3 separate regions of the Mus musculus genome follow, and regions 1 and 2 are each linked to region 3. A link is a contact called in ENCODE Hi-C or POLR2A ChIA-PET data. All regions are on one chromosome and are shown on one strand. Each heading gives the region's core, a stretch centred on a gene start or an enhancer-like site at or near the end of the contact. The rest is flanking DNA. Distances are from core to core; before and after follow the strand shown.

Region 1 (4,459 bases), core at 769-3,268, 41 kb after region 3:
CCTGATTGTACGCATAATGTTTTGTGCTCTGTGTAATGGTGATCTGTGTGTTATTGAAATGCTGATTTCTCAGCCCTCATACCTTGTTTCAATCCAGGCATGGCACTGTAACGCTTCTGTCAAGAATCTCCTGTCTCAAGTTTGTATAAACAACTCGTACCATTTATTTATTCTCTGCCTTGTCAATAAAAGCTGATAACTCAATGGCTGAGCAGAAGAGAGACTAGTTCCATCAGCTAGTGGAAGAAGAGAGAGAGGAAGGGAGAGGCAGACCTATCATGAGGAGGAAGGAGGAAAGAATTCTTGAGAGTTCAGCCAAAACATGGAAGACTTAATTGCAAGTTATCACTGGGATACTAGCTGGGAGATAGCCAGATTATCTTAGGGGCTAAGATAGATTATCTGACTGCCTAGATACTGAGGTGAAGTTTGGAAATAAATCTGAGCCTCTCTGTGTCACTATTGGGAACTAGCTAGGATAAAGAAATGTAGTCAATCATATTAATTTACTAAATACATTTGTAGTAAAGGTGACATTTACACTTGATAGAAACATTTGATAAACAGAATTTCCCACACCAGACACAGACTTTCTTGGCAAGCCTGAAATAAGGGAGATCAGGCACCCCAGAATGCAAAACGGACAGCCAGGGAAGGTACTAAAATACAGACAACTCAGGAAGCATTCTTCATTCTTGCTTTATTTGGCTGTCTCTCTGAGGCCAGCCAAGGGGACCGAGCTTGGATTAACCAATGATTCCAGGACCAGAAGTGTCAATGCTTCGCCTGGTGGCTCTGGACACCTGACTTCCAGGGGCCAGTCAAGCACATTCTACCCCCTGCCCCCTCTAAATACACTGCAAGGCCAGACCCAGCGCTTAGAGGCTGGATGCAACACAGAGTATGACAAGAGCAGTGTGGGCGGTGTGGACCCCACAAAATCAAAGTCCTTCCCTGGGCACCAGTGAACTAGACAGAGGAGGGGACCTAGGTGACCGGCTCATGAGAAGGTCATGTTCTCGCCGGCATTCCACATGATTGAGTCACAGCCCACACTATCCCAGCATCGAGAGCAAGGACCACATACCTGGGGAAGATGGCAGTCATCATGGCTGAAGCGTAGCCGGGTTTGCAAGCTCCCTCGGAAAAGTTTGCGTACTTGGTGGCTAGCTCGGCAGGCCTGCGGGAGAGAGAGAAGGTCAGAGCTGGGCACAAGAACAGCGGGAAGATCATCAGTCCACCAGGAGCTGCGGAGACTGAAATGGAATAGAGCCTTTCTACATCAAGTTCCTAAGAGAATTAGCCCTATAAAAATGGTTCCTCGGTGGCCTCCACAAAAGGGGCACCCTTCATTTCCTTTTACAGATTTTTTTGTAGTAAGACTGATCACCACAAAGGCTCTACGGCTGGGCAGGCAGTGCTCCCCGGGGAGCACTGCTGGACATAGCTTGTAAGGCCTTGACACATGCAAAGGCACAGGCTTTTGTAGTTCCCAGGCACGACCCTACCTGCCCAGTCTCCTGCTTTTATCCCCTCCACTCCCTCTATGATCCACCCAGTGGGAACATGCATGGCGAACGCATATGCGTTATGGAGCTACTGATGGATCAGTTTGACCTTCAGTTGAGCGTGCTCTACCCGGGGGCCCTCCCCCTGGAGAATGCCACACCTTCAAAACTCAATTCGGAGATGGGCTTCACAGGAGCGATCCCCTGACCCACTGACTGGGCTGTCTGCCTCTCTGCCCTGGCAGTCTCCTGACCCGGCATCCTTATCCTATGCCCACCCCCGGCTGCGCTGCTCCTCCACAGAACTGTCTCTCACTCCAGCATAAATTCTTGGGATCAGACCTCTGCCTGCACTTCGCACAGAGATGGGTACATGAAGCCCCCCCCCTATACATATTTTAAACCAAACCAATACTGGCAGCCTCCCTGTGATCTGAAGAAACCCCTGAAACCCCTGAAGAAACCCCGGGAAGCTTCAGGGTGGAGACTGCGAGCGAGCGCTATCTGAGGGCCGTGTCCTGGCCTTGTCTTGGCAGAGTGACTGACTATAACTGGATCATCTCTAGGCATCAGGTTTCCAAACCCTGACGTGTTCAGTGTGGTTCTGGAGTCACCACCCTCCACCACAGCTCTGCCCTGTGCCGTCTGGGAAACATCAGGACATCTTTAGTAAATGACCCTGTGAACACCAGGACTGAAGGCCTTGCCGGTGGTGTCACCTGCTCACTTAGATTCCCAGCCTCTGAGCTGCTCCCTTACCCCACCCCCGCCCCTTGCTCAATCCACACCAGGGCCAGGCTGCCTTGATGGGTGTGGCTCAATAGCAAGCTGGCCTTCAGCATGACCCCTGCAGTGTGGGAGTGTGTCTGCTGGACAGCCAGGAATGACCATATGTCATCAGCCGGGCTGTCAAGTTCAATTCACCCCTGAGGTGTTGTCCAGGGCTTTATGCAAGGGATTGCTCATTAAGTATACACAGAATTTTAGAAATCTACATTTTCAAGCCTTCCCTACCAATGAGATGCAAATGAGATGCAAATGTGAAGAGGGCCTGCAACTTTATTTGATAAACAAAACAAAGTTAAAGGTTCTAACGGGAGAAAGAAAGCTGTAAACAACTCTATTTTGGAAATGAAATATGGATGTCACTGCAATTCTGGAGCTTACTGGAAGCTCCTGGATGAAGGACGGTGACTAACAGCCTTTCCTCTCAATAGCCCTGGGAGTGGGTGCCCTGCATCACAGATAGATGCTTGAGGCTTAGAAAGATGAAGAGCCAGACCCAAGAGCATGCAGCTGCCTCTGCTCTCGGTGGGGATGCTGTCGTGACACCACCAGTGACACGATCACAGAGGCTGGCCTGGAGCCCAGCGCCAGTGGGAGCAGTTGACATGGCCGGATATGGGTAGAAATGAGGGTTAAGAAGGCCTCGCCCCACTCTTTCAAAGCATGTACACAGCGCTGTGGTATTTTGAGTGCCTTTGTGCCATGTCTCCAGAACCCTCACCCTCAGGGCTGTCCAACTCGTACCGAGTGTCTGTGGTCTTTCTGAATTCCAGAAAGTTTACAAAGAAGCTGGAAGACAGATGGCAGCTGCCATCCACAACACGGGGCATTGAAGAATGCAATGCTCAAGAGACAAACCTCTGACCATATCTTTCCTCTCCTGCTGCATGATCTCAGCTCTTGGAAGGCACCTGAAGAATGGCTATTGGACAGCCCAAGGCTCCTGGGCTGGGGTGATCCATGCTGGAGAGGAGGGCCAGCATGCCAGATGGGGTGCAGAAAAGTGGGAGACGGCAGAGCAGGCAGAAGTCTGTTCCTCCTAGGTGTGCAAGGTGACCAGTCAGGAATGATGAATGCTAACCAATTCATTTAGAAAAGCAAGCCTGGGTATAGTAACGCATGCCAATCATCACCAAATTAAAATGCCTTAGAAATGGCCTCCCGAAAGTCCCAGTGAGAGAAGAATAGGGGGAGTGTTGAGGATTCTGAGTCATACAGAATGCTGGGACCTCTGGGGCAGACAGCGGTCAAACCCACTAAGATTAATGGTTGCCAGCTCCCTCAGGCCAGAATAGTTAGTTTCTCTAGGCACTCACTCCAAATGCCAGGAGGCCCCCAGATGTCTGATCAAATCATTCCGCCCTTGTTCTCCCCGTACTCTGCAGCTGGCCTTTCACTGTGGAAGATGGAGTGCCGCATCCACTAAGAGCACCCATTGTGCGGTGAACGTGACTAAGAAGCCCCTGGGGTGAAGAGTATAAACCACACACTCTTCAGAGGAAGCCCAGATGACCAGACTGGAACCCAAAAGAAAACCCAACTCCCATTCCCCCACTCTGTTCGGAAGGGCAGAGTTTAGGGAAGCAGGCCAAGTCCTGCTAGTGAATGGAACGAGGGCCACATCTGGACTCAGGCTTCCTGAGAACACTGACAAGGGAGAAGAAACGGAGAATCCCTTAGCCCACTTAGCCTTAGCCTCCTGTTCGGGGGAACTCAGATCCCTGGGATCTGGTGAGGATGGGGTGAGACACATGCGGGGCGGAGGGCTGACCATCTTCTCAAGCAATGTACAAGTGCTGTAAGGAGAAGAAGGGGGCAGAGGCAGGCTGAGCACCTGGCCATGTCTGGATTCAATCCCATGGGTTGCTGTGCGGACTGAGGTGCGCATTGCAAAAGCCAACATGTGACGTCTTCTCAAGCAACAGACAAGCGCGGGATGGAAAAGAAGGGGGCAGAGGCAGGCTGGGCACTTGAGTAACAGAGTGAGGCCCTGTCTCAAAAAAATAACAACAAATCAAAAACATGAAGGAGAGAGAGTATTATACCCCATAGGGGCCAGCGGTGTCAAACACAGAGGGAGCTGACCAGGTGACACCTGGGTTGGAGAACTGAACCAGGCCGTAAGCAGGCTACTACTGAGGTATGGCTGGAATGGCTTCACTAGT
Region 2 (4,700 bases), core at 1,110-3,609, 45 kb before region 3:
GGGTGGCAGAGTGTAAGGAAGGGCTTAGATTTAATAGGCATTTGCTGCTCCCAGGAGCCCAGGGGAGGAATTACCTGAGGGCACGGACCATCAGGAGAAATCCCGTTCCTTTCCTCCAATTACGGCCCCTCCCTCTTGGCATTTCCCCTTTCATATCTGATCCCTGCGGCCCTAAGCTATGTCCTACTCTCTTTTTTTCCAAGGAAAGCCAGCGACTCACCTGCCACCTAGGCCGGAGGCAGTGGGACAATGCAGTAGGCTCTGCAAGTCCCAGTTCCATAGCTTTCGGCTCCAGAAGCTCCCATCAGAAGCCTTCGTGGACCCGTTTCCCCACCCTCTTCCTGCGGCAGCTTGCAAACTGAAAGATGAGTTAGTTATCCTTTGGGGTATTCCTCCTTCCACTCCAGTCTCTCGAAGCGACCCAGGAGGTTGGAGTAGCTAGAGTCAACTCAGCAGCGGTAGCTGCGATGGAGAACCTTGCTCTCTGTGTTAGGTGCTTGGCAGGACCTGTTCCTTCGCGATGCCACAAGGTCAATCAATGGCTCACTTCTCCAGATGGGCAAACAAAGCTCAGCTGAGCTCAGAGATCGTCTAAGGCCTCAGGGGGGAGACTCACACAGCTGTGGTCCTGTCTTCTAAGACCCTTCTGCTCTGTACTTCAGGGCTGAAGGTACCAGGGTGGTTGGAGAAAGTAGTAACTTGAGTTCCTTCCACTCCATGCTCAGCGTTCACTCCATACCTTGGGGGAGGAAGCAGAGCCCTGAAGAATTTGAGTGTCAGTTGGTCACTTGGATTATCTGATGACTTGCAATCTTCTTTCTGGACCCAGTGTCACCTGAATTCTCTCTTATGCCCACAGATGTCTCCCAAGAGCTTGCCTATTATCTGGGGAAGCGATGGTCCTTCTGAAAACACAGGGCCTGGACCATGGCTTCCTGTGGCCACCAGGGGGCAGAGCTTGTCAAGCCTGCGGATTTAAGGGGAGGGGGCTTTTGCACACGCTCTGCACATTTAGGTCTGAGCCATTGCCAGAAGGACCAGCTAGTCCTTCACACCAACCTGGTCTCAGAGGGCTGAACCACTCCGAGATCCGGCCCAAGCCTGGACCATCTGCCTCCTGTGGATCTGGCCCCCTAGCCTTGCTCCTAGGAGTTTCCCCCATAAACCATCCTTCCTGACCCCAGCCCGCACCTCCAGTCTTTGTGAACCACTGCTCTTGGACCCCTAGAACTTTTAAGAATTCTCATTAGTTAGTCTCTTCTTGGGTCCCAGATGTAACCCTCCATCCTTTTGCTGGCACACAGAATACATGGAGAGGGGGAGCGACATATGATGACTCCAGGATAAGACACACACCTCCCAGGCCTTTATCTAGTTCCTCCAGAGCTAGGCGTGTGCCCGTTGGCTAACTAGATTAAAATCCCTAGAGACCAGACTGGCTACTATTCTCTCAGATGGAGGGAAAGTCAGACAAGGCAGCCCTGGGATATCTGCGCTAGGGGGAGCCTAGGAGCAAGTCCCTCGAGGACAGCTCTGACCAATTTCTCCTTTCTTACCATTTGGGATATTTGGTCCTCCAGCCCTTGCCACCCCTATCCACCAGCCCTATACTCACCAAAGGGGTCCTGGTCCGTGTCCTTCTAGGCGCCTCTCCTGGGACCAGTGCTGGGCTTTCCCCCGAAGCTCAAGTGGATCATGCCCAGAGTTGTGCACCTGGCAGCGCCTCTTTTAGTTAAAAGTGGGGCCTTGGCAGCCGGTCTGTGCCCTGTGGCGGCAGCGGGAGCCTCACATTACAGCCAGCCAGGAGGGTTAACACAGTCCAAGAAGCTAGCGACAAGAACTGGAGGGGCTGGGAGGGGCAAAGAGCTGCGCTGAGGGCCCAGAAGAGAGAGGCTGAGAGAAAAGTGGGGAGGAAGACCTTTCTGCCCTTTCTCCTGCCCTTTGAGCGTCCATCAAGGGGATGGGCAAGAAGGCTGGCTTACCTTGGGTGCAGGGCTCCAAGCCCCAGTCGCAGCGAGGGCTGGGGCCCGAGGGACTTGTTGCTGGCAGAGCCCGCGGGCCGCATCTGGGGGCCGAGCCCAACTCCATCCCTCAGCAGCCTCCTGCCCGCCGCCGTCCGGTGTCAAATTCCAGCCCCGGCGTCACCAGATCCCGGGGTGGGGCCCAGAGCGCCCCCGCCCCGCCCCACCTTTCAGGGCTCACCTGGCCGCTCCACCCTCCGGATCCGGTCCCCGCTGGCTAGGCTAGGTCCCTCTAGGTGGGGGCTAGACATTTGGAGAAGACCCCAGGAGGCAGAGTAGAGATCGCGGGCTGCAGCGAGACGCTGAAACTGGGAATTCGAAGTTGGTAGTCAAGCAAAGTAGGGAACTGGGAGGCCTGGCCGAGGGCGGGAGAGCGCGAGGGAGGGCGGCGAAGGAGGGGCAGCCTGAAGGAGAGTTCCAACTTGGGCTGCGCAGACATGGGGGTTCTGGCTAGCTACTCTGTATCCTCAAGTGGTGACTCCGGGACCCTCAGAAGGTTCAGCTGCCTCGGAGCGACAGGGCTCTGCGTTGGGCTCCCACGGTCCAAGGATACCCTGTTTGCTCAGTTTTAGGGTCGGGGCCTCAGAGGGACTCGCGCACATCCAGTGAAGGCAGTGAATGATTGTGTGTGTGTTGGGGGTGGGGGGTGGGTGCGACCAGGGATGAAGAATCAGAGGACCTCAGAGTATTGAACTGGAGTCTGAGATGCGATGAGGCAATTTGGCAGGTGTCTGGAGGTTGGTTGATGGCCATGATCAGAATTGTTCTACCAACTAGTCTGGAGTTCATCACGAAGATGCTGGAAACTACTGACCTAGTCTGAGTGTGGTCATTTTCGTTGAATGCCTGCACTGGAGAGAGTGTGGTTTTGAGACAAGCAAGACAGAAGAGGGATGCAGGCTGCTGGGGACAATAAGATAAACCCTGAGCAGGGTTGTGGGGAGTTGGGGGTTCCAGGACCCAATCCCCTACATTCCTTTTTGCCTGATTGGACAAAGTGAGGTGGTAAAATTCTAGGAACTGGCTTTCCCTAGGAGAGGGTCAGATGTGGGGTTGGCGGTTGGGGGAGGGGGACATGTGAAACCAGTGTTGGACATGCTGAATTAGAAGGGTCTGTGGACTCTCCTGCTAGAAATGCCCCAGAAGCAGCTAAATTTGTAGCCGGGAGTAAAGTGAAGGCAGTTGGGCTAATGATGACAACTTGGTATTTGCCAACCAATACGTGCAAAAACAGATGCTGAGAGTGGGGAAGGGTACCCAGTGCATGGACCCGATGTGCCCTGATCATGTACCAGCACCTCTGTGGACCTTGAAGAACTACCCATGGGGCTGGAGAGACAGCTCAGTGGGTAAGAGCACTGAACTGCTCTCCCCAAGGTCCTTAGTTCAATTCCCAGCAACCACATGGTGGCTCACAACCATCTGTAATGGGATCTGATGCCCTCTTCTGGTGTATCTGAAGAGAGCAATGGTGTACTCATATATATATATAATAAATCTTAAAAGGAGAAGGAGGAGGAGGGGGAGGGGGAGGGGGAGGAGGAGAAGGAGGAGGAGGAGGAGGAGAAAGAATGGAAGAAAGGAAGAAAAGAACTACCCACATCTACCCACATCTGGGCCACATCCCAATCTGAATCAGACACTTGGGGTGGGCAGGTACATAGTTCCAGGTTTTCACCTGTGATTTTGGCACATAGCCAGGGTTCCTAACCACTGATTTTTTTGTTTGTTTGTTTTGTTTTGTTTTTTTTTTTTTTGAGACAGGGGTTTCTCTGTATAGTCCTGCCTGTCCTGGAACTCACTTTGTAGACCAGGCTGGCCTCGAACTCAGAAATCCACCTGCCTCTGCTGGATTAAAGTTGTGCGCCACCACATCCGGCCCCTAACCACTGATTTTGAGAGAGCAGTTTTGTGCAGTGCTTGAGGCTGAAGTCTGTGAGGGTTATCCTCAGACTCCACAAGGCTGCATGGGGTGAGGCACATAGGACAACACGGATGGACACACAGCACATACATACATTTTTCTTTTCCCATAAAACTGGCTGCTGAATTGAGGTGGCCGTTGCAGCTAGGGCTACCACTGACAGGCATATAGCTGAAGCTATGTGTCCCATTTACTGTCGTAGTGGCCAGTGTCTGACAGGAAGCTACCTCCATCATTACATGTCTCTGATTCTCAGATCTACCTGGGGTTAAGAGGGCTCAGATTCTAGAGCCTAAGGAGGTGAACTGGGGCAGGGATGTCCTTTCTAAAGTTACCAGGGGTGTCTAGGGCTGGGTTGGGGGCTTTCCTGTTTTCTGTTGAAGTGCAAATAAGGAGTGGGCCACATTCATTTCTAAGGGGAGCCATGGATGGCAAGAATGGAGGTCTGTGAGTTTCTCTGTGTTGTGTGGGCCTCTTTTGCTGGCCTTTTAATTAATTTTGTGTGTTTCTGTGCCTGGATGTGTGTATGTATACAACAAGAGCCCTAGAGTTCAGAAGGGGACATCAGATCCCCTGGAACTGGAGTTACAGGCGATTGTGAGCCTTCAGGTAGGTGCTAGGAATTGAACCTGGGTCCTTTGCAAGAACAATAAATACTTTTAACCACTGAGCTGGAGGATTCAAAGGTCCTATAGTAGACACGAGAAGTGAAAGGGACCCAGGAGTTCATGGGCTGCAGAGAAGACCCTTGTGTT
Region 3 (4,673 bases), core at 1,831-4,330:
TTTCTTTTTAAAATTATTTCTAAAAAAATATGTTTAAAAATTGTGTTTGTGGGCTGGACAGATGGCCCAGTGGTTAAGAGCACTGGCTGCTCCCGCAGAGGACCTAGGTTTGGTTCCCAGTACCCACATGGCAGCTCACAACCATCTGCAACTGCAGTCGAAGGGGATCCCGCACCCTCCTCCGGCCTCAGTGGACACCAGACAGGCAAGGGGTGCACAGATACACATGCCAACAAAATCCATACACTTAAAACTATTTTTAAACTATACTTTCTCTCTCTCTCTCTCTCTCTCTCTATATATATATATATATATATATATATATATATACATACATATATATATATATTGTGTGCACACAGGTGCATGTATGTCCATCAGGGAACAACTTGTGGGAGTCAGTTTTCTCCTACCACGTGGGTTCTGGAGGTTGAACTCAGGTCACTGGGCTTGATGGCAACCACTGTCACCCATTGTGCCGTCTCCAAGGCCCCTTAGCAGACTTTTCTGACCATGTTACTTCCTTAGCTACAGATATCTTACCCCTAGAACTTTTAGAAAGAGCAGAGAAAACTCTGCCCCCATTCATTTCTCAACCTTAGCCGTCTGTCCTTGAGCCCTCTTAGACTGCTGCTCTCCTGGTCACCCTCCATCCGAGGCTTCCTGAACACACTGCTCCTCATGTGTAAAGTTTGCCTGTGCCATTTCTCTGCTTTCAACACATGGCCCTCCTCGAGTCCCCAAACCTTGCCTCTCTCTATCTATTTGGAAAATATGTTTCTGTTCTTTTTAAACTTAAACAGCATTTTCTATAGAAAACCTTCCCTGGGCTCCCCTGGGTAGACTTGTCCCCTTCTCCCTGGTACCTTACTGGGTACCTGTGAGATGGCTCAGAGCCCAAGAGGCCTTGGAAACCGAGCCAGGGGACATAAACAACAGGAAGTGTGGGGGCGGGTGATGATGATGGTGGTGTGTATGTGTGCTGTCAACTCTGGAGGTGGGCTGTGGTAGACTCTCATACAACATCCAGAACCGCACCTGGGAGCTTCTCCCTGTGCCAGGAGGGAGCCAGTAGGGAGCCTTTCGGGTGAGGGATGACTGAGGTGTAGCTGGTCAGAGTATCAGGACAGTAGGGTGCCTGACCTGTTTGCCCCGGGCCTAGTTGGGGGGCAGGGCAGAGTGGGGCAAGCTCCAATCGACAGGCCCCAGCCTGCCAGCCCTTCCAGAGCCCCAGCACTTGGGGCTGCCTCGGATCGGATCGGGTTCCAGCAGGGCGTGTGAGTGCGTGAGAAGGATCAAGAGAAGGAGGAGGCGGAAGTTGTGCAGTGACCTGCCTGTTCATTTCCCTTAGATCCAAGAGTCTAGAAGGGCACTAAGGGAAGGTAAACCTGATCTGAATGCCTCTGATAGCAAGGCGGGAGCCAGGAGGATGCCCTGCTGTCAGGCTTACACACTGGGCTAGGACCACGGTGAGTTATAAAAGTCAGCCTGACAGTCAGGAATGATATCACGGGATCTTCTTAAGGGATCCTCCAGGTCAGCAGAGTGTGTGTGGTACAGTGAGGAGAGTAAACATCCCAGACCTGGCATCTGCCTAAACCACCTCAATAAAGATATGTTTATTATGTGTGTGTGTGTGCGTGTGCACGTGCGTGTGTGTATGTGTGTGTGTGTGTGTGTGTGTGTGTGTGTGTGTGTGTGTATACACATAACTATATCACAGCCCATTCCTGGAGAGCAGAGAACAACTTAGAAGAGTCAGATAACTTCCTTCCACTATAATACTTTCTCGGGTTAGAACCCAGGGAGTCTGGATTGGTGGCAAGCACCTTTACCTGCTGAGCCATCTCACCAGCCCAATCTGAAATACTATCTAAGGCTCAGAACATCAAGCCCATGCTTAGAGGCCAACAGGAGAGTCGACTGAGCCATATTATCATGAGTGATGGGTTATGTGTGGGCACTGTCGGTCTTCCTGCCACTCCCAGCCCCTTCTATCTGCACAGAGAAGCACCTTTGTAATATGAGCTTGTTAGTTAGATTAGAACACGGATCAACTTCAGCTCTGTGAGTGTGCCCGTTGGATGCCCCGCCTCTTAGCCACTTCTATAACCATGCTGTAAAGCATAGAAAGCACAAGAAGGCAGAGCCTTGCAGTGAGGGCTCAGACGGCAGATCATAGCACATTTGTCTATTAGACTCAGCTGTAGGCTTCGCCCCAACCCTAGCCTGATAATGAGACTCATCTCGGAGGGGGAAAGCCAGACTCACGGAACCACCTTTCCAGAACCTACAGGGAGAAGAATGGGCACACAAAACAGAGGGACACACGTTTTCTAAGACTTACCTGGTCTTGCTTAGTACAGAATTGCTGTAACCTCACCATAAAGGACCCTGCACAGTAAGATCCTGGGATATGTCTAAGCAAGGATGATAAATGCTTCCTAGATGCCTGGTTGGCCTTCCGCCTCACTGCCCTCCCCCATGGGAAAGCAAGAGTCTAAGGAAAACGGATGCCAAATCTTCTGGCTAGGTGGGCATGTACCCTGAGAAAGCTCAGAGGTAAAGAGATGGATGGACAGACGGACTGATGGATGGACAGACGGACCCCCAAGTGTGGTTCCACACCGAGCTCCTTTCTCCCAGCTTACTCAGGACTAGCTGAAACGGCAGAATGCATCTCTGCCCCCTGATCCTAGGTTGTGGACCTAGACCTAGCTGAGAGTATAAAGTAAACTAGTCCTGGTCTTTCTTTCAGAAGCTAATGGTAGAGACAAGGAACCAATCATGGGGAAGAAATCTCCAGAGCCCGTATTTTGGACACAAAGGTGATAGATGGAATCGGGCACAGAGGAAAGATTCTTGAAAGGAGATGATGACTAAACCGGGCTGGGCTCTGAGTAACAAGCACTCATGGACCTGGCAGAGAACTGCTGGGGGAGGGCATCTGAACAGCAGGGTACTATAGAAAACTCCCTGGGGGCGGGGGATGGAAACCATAGCAAGCATTCCTTCCTTCAAGGTGAGGCTGGACAGAATGAGGCAGTGTCTACATAAGGAGAAGGTTTAGCCTGAGCCCTGTTCTCAGGGACTCTGCCCTTTGGTCCTACCCAGGTAAGTAAAGTCGTGCAAAAGGAAAGAAGGAAGGAAGGGAGGGAAGGAGGGAGGAGAAAGTGTTTTCTGACTGGGCATAGTGAAGCTGTGGAAGGGCAAAAACTGCACACAGGGAAAGGCCAGGCAGGGCGCTGGTCAGCACTGCAGGGCTGGCCTGATCCCCGAGCCTATGTCAGTATGTTTCAAGCTGCATAGTGACTGGAAACTCCAGGTGCCCAGTTCAAGTTCTCTCTTACTCATGCTCTGCAGGGGGTGCTTGCACTTCAGCCCCCTTTGTTGTAATGACATTCTGCTTTTCATTCCAGAGGGCCCTAGATGAGGACACACACATGCATGCACATATGCACACATGCACGTGAGTGCGTCTACACACACAAAACACACACACACACACACACACACACACACACACACACACCACACACACACACACACACACACTAAAAGAATGGAAGACTGGAGCTGGCTCAGCAGTTAGGAGCTCTTGTTGTCCTTGCAGAGGACTTTGGTTTGGTTCTCAGTACCCACACAACAACTTACAAACACCTACAGCTCCAGTTCCAAGGGATCGGATGCCTCTTTGGAGCTCTCAGGGCACTAAGCACAGGCACACACACTAGGCACATAATGCACATGAAGTCAAAGCACTCATCCACATAAGATAAAATTAGCTAAGAAATTATAAAAAAGATTATAGGCATTTGGACACTGGGGTAGGCAGGGGGTTTCTTTTACACTATGAAGATCACCAAGCCTAGAAGAGGGGTTAGACAAACTGCAGCCTCTAAGCTAGCTGTCTCTTCCCATAAATAAAGTTTTACTGGAACACGGACACACCCATTTGTTTCTATAATATGCTGTGGCTACTTTCATGCTTCAACAGTGGAGCTAAACAGTTGTGGCAGAGACTATCTAACCCCAGTACAGCCTGGGCCACAGCCAAACAGAGCTGCCATGTGACCCTTTTGGAAATAAAGCTGGCCAATCCAGGCTTAGAAGGGCTACAGCCATCTTGCAGCTACATGGACAAAACTGGCATCTGAGGATGCTCAGAAGAAAGCAGAAACAAGCTGCAGGTTTGGGTGGGTCCAGAACTGGGCTCAGTCACATTTCCTTTTTGCTTGGATGAGTCTGGTATGCATGTTCACAATCTATCTCCTTTTGACCTCTCTAGTCCCCACAAACCCTGTCTTCCTTCCCTTCCTTCTCCCTGGCTCTGACCTATTCTATAACTATGCAATTATACTTTCTAGGATCCACTCACTGCACTCTAAACACCTCATGCCTGCTCGTGTCTGTTCTTTTCACCCAGAAGTCTCTTCCTGCCTCACTGCCATGAGCTTCTGCTCATTCTCTAAGGCCTGCCTACAGCATGTCTACCTCCCTGACAGCTTCCTTAGGGCTGACCCCTCTGGTCCACCACTATTTTCTGTGCACACTATGGTCTTATATGGTCCACTTTGTCTTTTGAGAGAGGCTGTCTTATTGGCCAGAAACTTGCCAAGTAGGCTAGACTGCCCGGCCAGTGAACTCCAGGGATCTGCCTACCTCTGGCTCCC

What was found. Hi-C counts contacts between places; a loop is a spot of excess contacts on that map. ChIA-PET counts read pairs that join two places held with the same protein, here RNA polymerase II (POLR2A).
Region 1: a map of heart shows a loop between it and region 3 (2.1-fold over the local background). The contact joins the enhancer-like site here to the promoter of 9530034E10Rik in region 3. A Hi-C loop is called at or near these places in 3 of 37 maps with a recorded cell type or tissue (heart and left cerebral cortex). POLR2A ChIA-PET finds 5 or more read pairs at or near these places in 4 of 5 experiments (all embryonic stem cell).
Region 2: a map of gastrocnemius shows a loop between it and region 3 (2.0-fold over the local background). The contact joins the promoter of Artn here to the promoter of 9530034E10Rik in region 3. A Hi-C loop is called at or near these places in 3 of 37 maps with a recorded cell type or tissue (gastrocnemius and left cerebral cortex). POLR2A ChIA-PET finds 5 or more read pairs at or near these places in 1 of 5 experiments (embryonic stem cell).

What each region holds. Positions count from the first base shown.
Region 1 is chr4:118,013,618-118,018,076 of GRCm38, forward strand. St3gal3 (ST3 beta-galactoside alpha-2,3-sialyltransferase 3) reads right to left here. Exons shown (of 12, transcript NM_009176.5): 5 at 1,088-1,180. Among named protein-coding and RNA genes, the nearest start is that of 9530034E10Rik, 41 kb to the left of the region's middle. Within about 2 kb of position 2,019, at least 1 of the 3 ENCODE cell types and tissues checked has a DNase peak (open chromatin) inside an H3K27ac peak, as active enhancers do; it is heart, where a contact is called at or near this core.
Region 2 is chr4:117,927,404-117,932,103 of GRCm38, forward strand. It overlaps Artn (artemin), which reads right to left and starts at 2,360. Exons shown (of 5, transcript NM_009711.4): 1 at 1,983-2,360; 2 at 1,616-1,849; 3 at 221-739. The coding sequence starts at 280.
Region 3 is chr4:117,971,954-117,976,626 of GRCm38, forward strand. It overlaps 9530034E10Rik (RIKEN cDNA 9530034E10 gene), which reads left to right and starts at 3,081. Exons shown (of 3, transcript NR_166452.1): 1 at 3,081-3,114. All of the region lies in intron 5 of St3gal3 (ST3 beta-galactoside alpha-2,3-sialyltransferase 3), which reads right to left.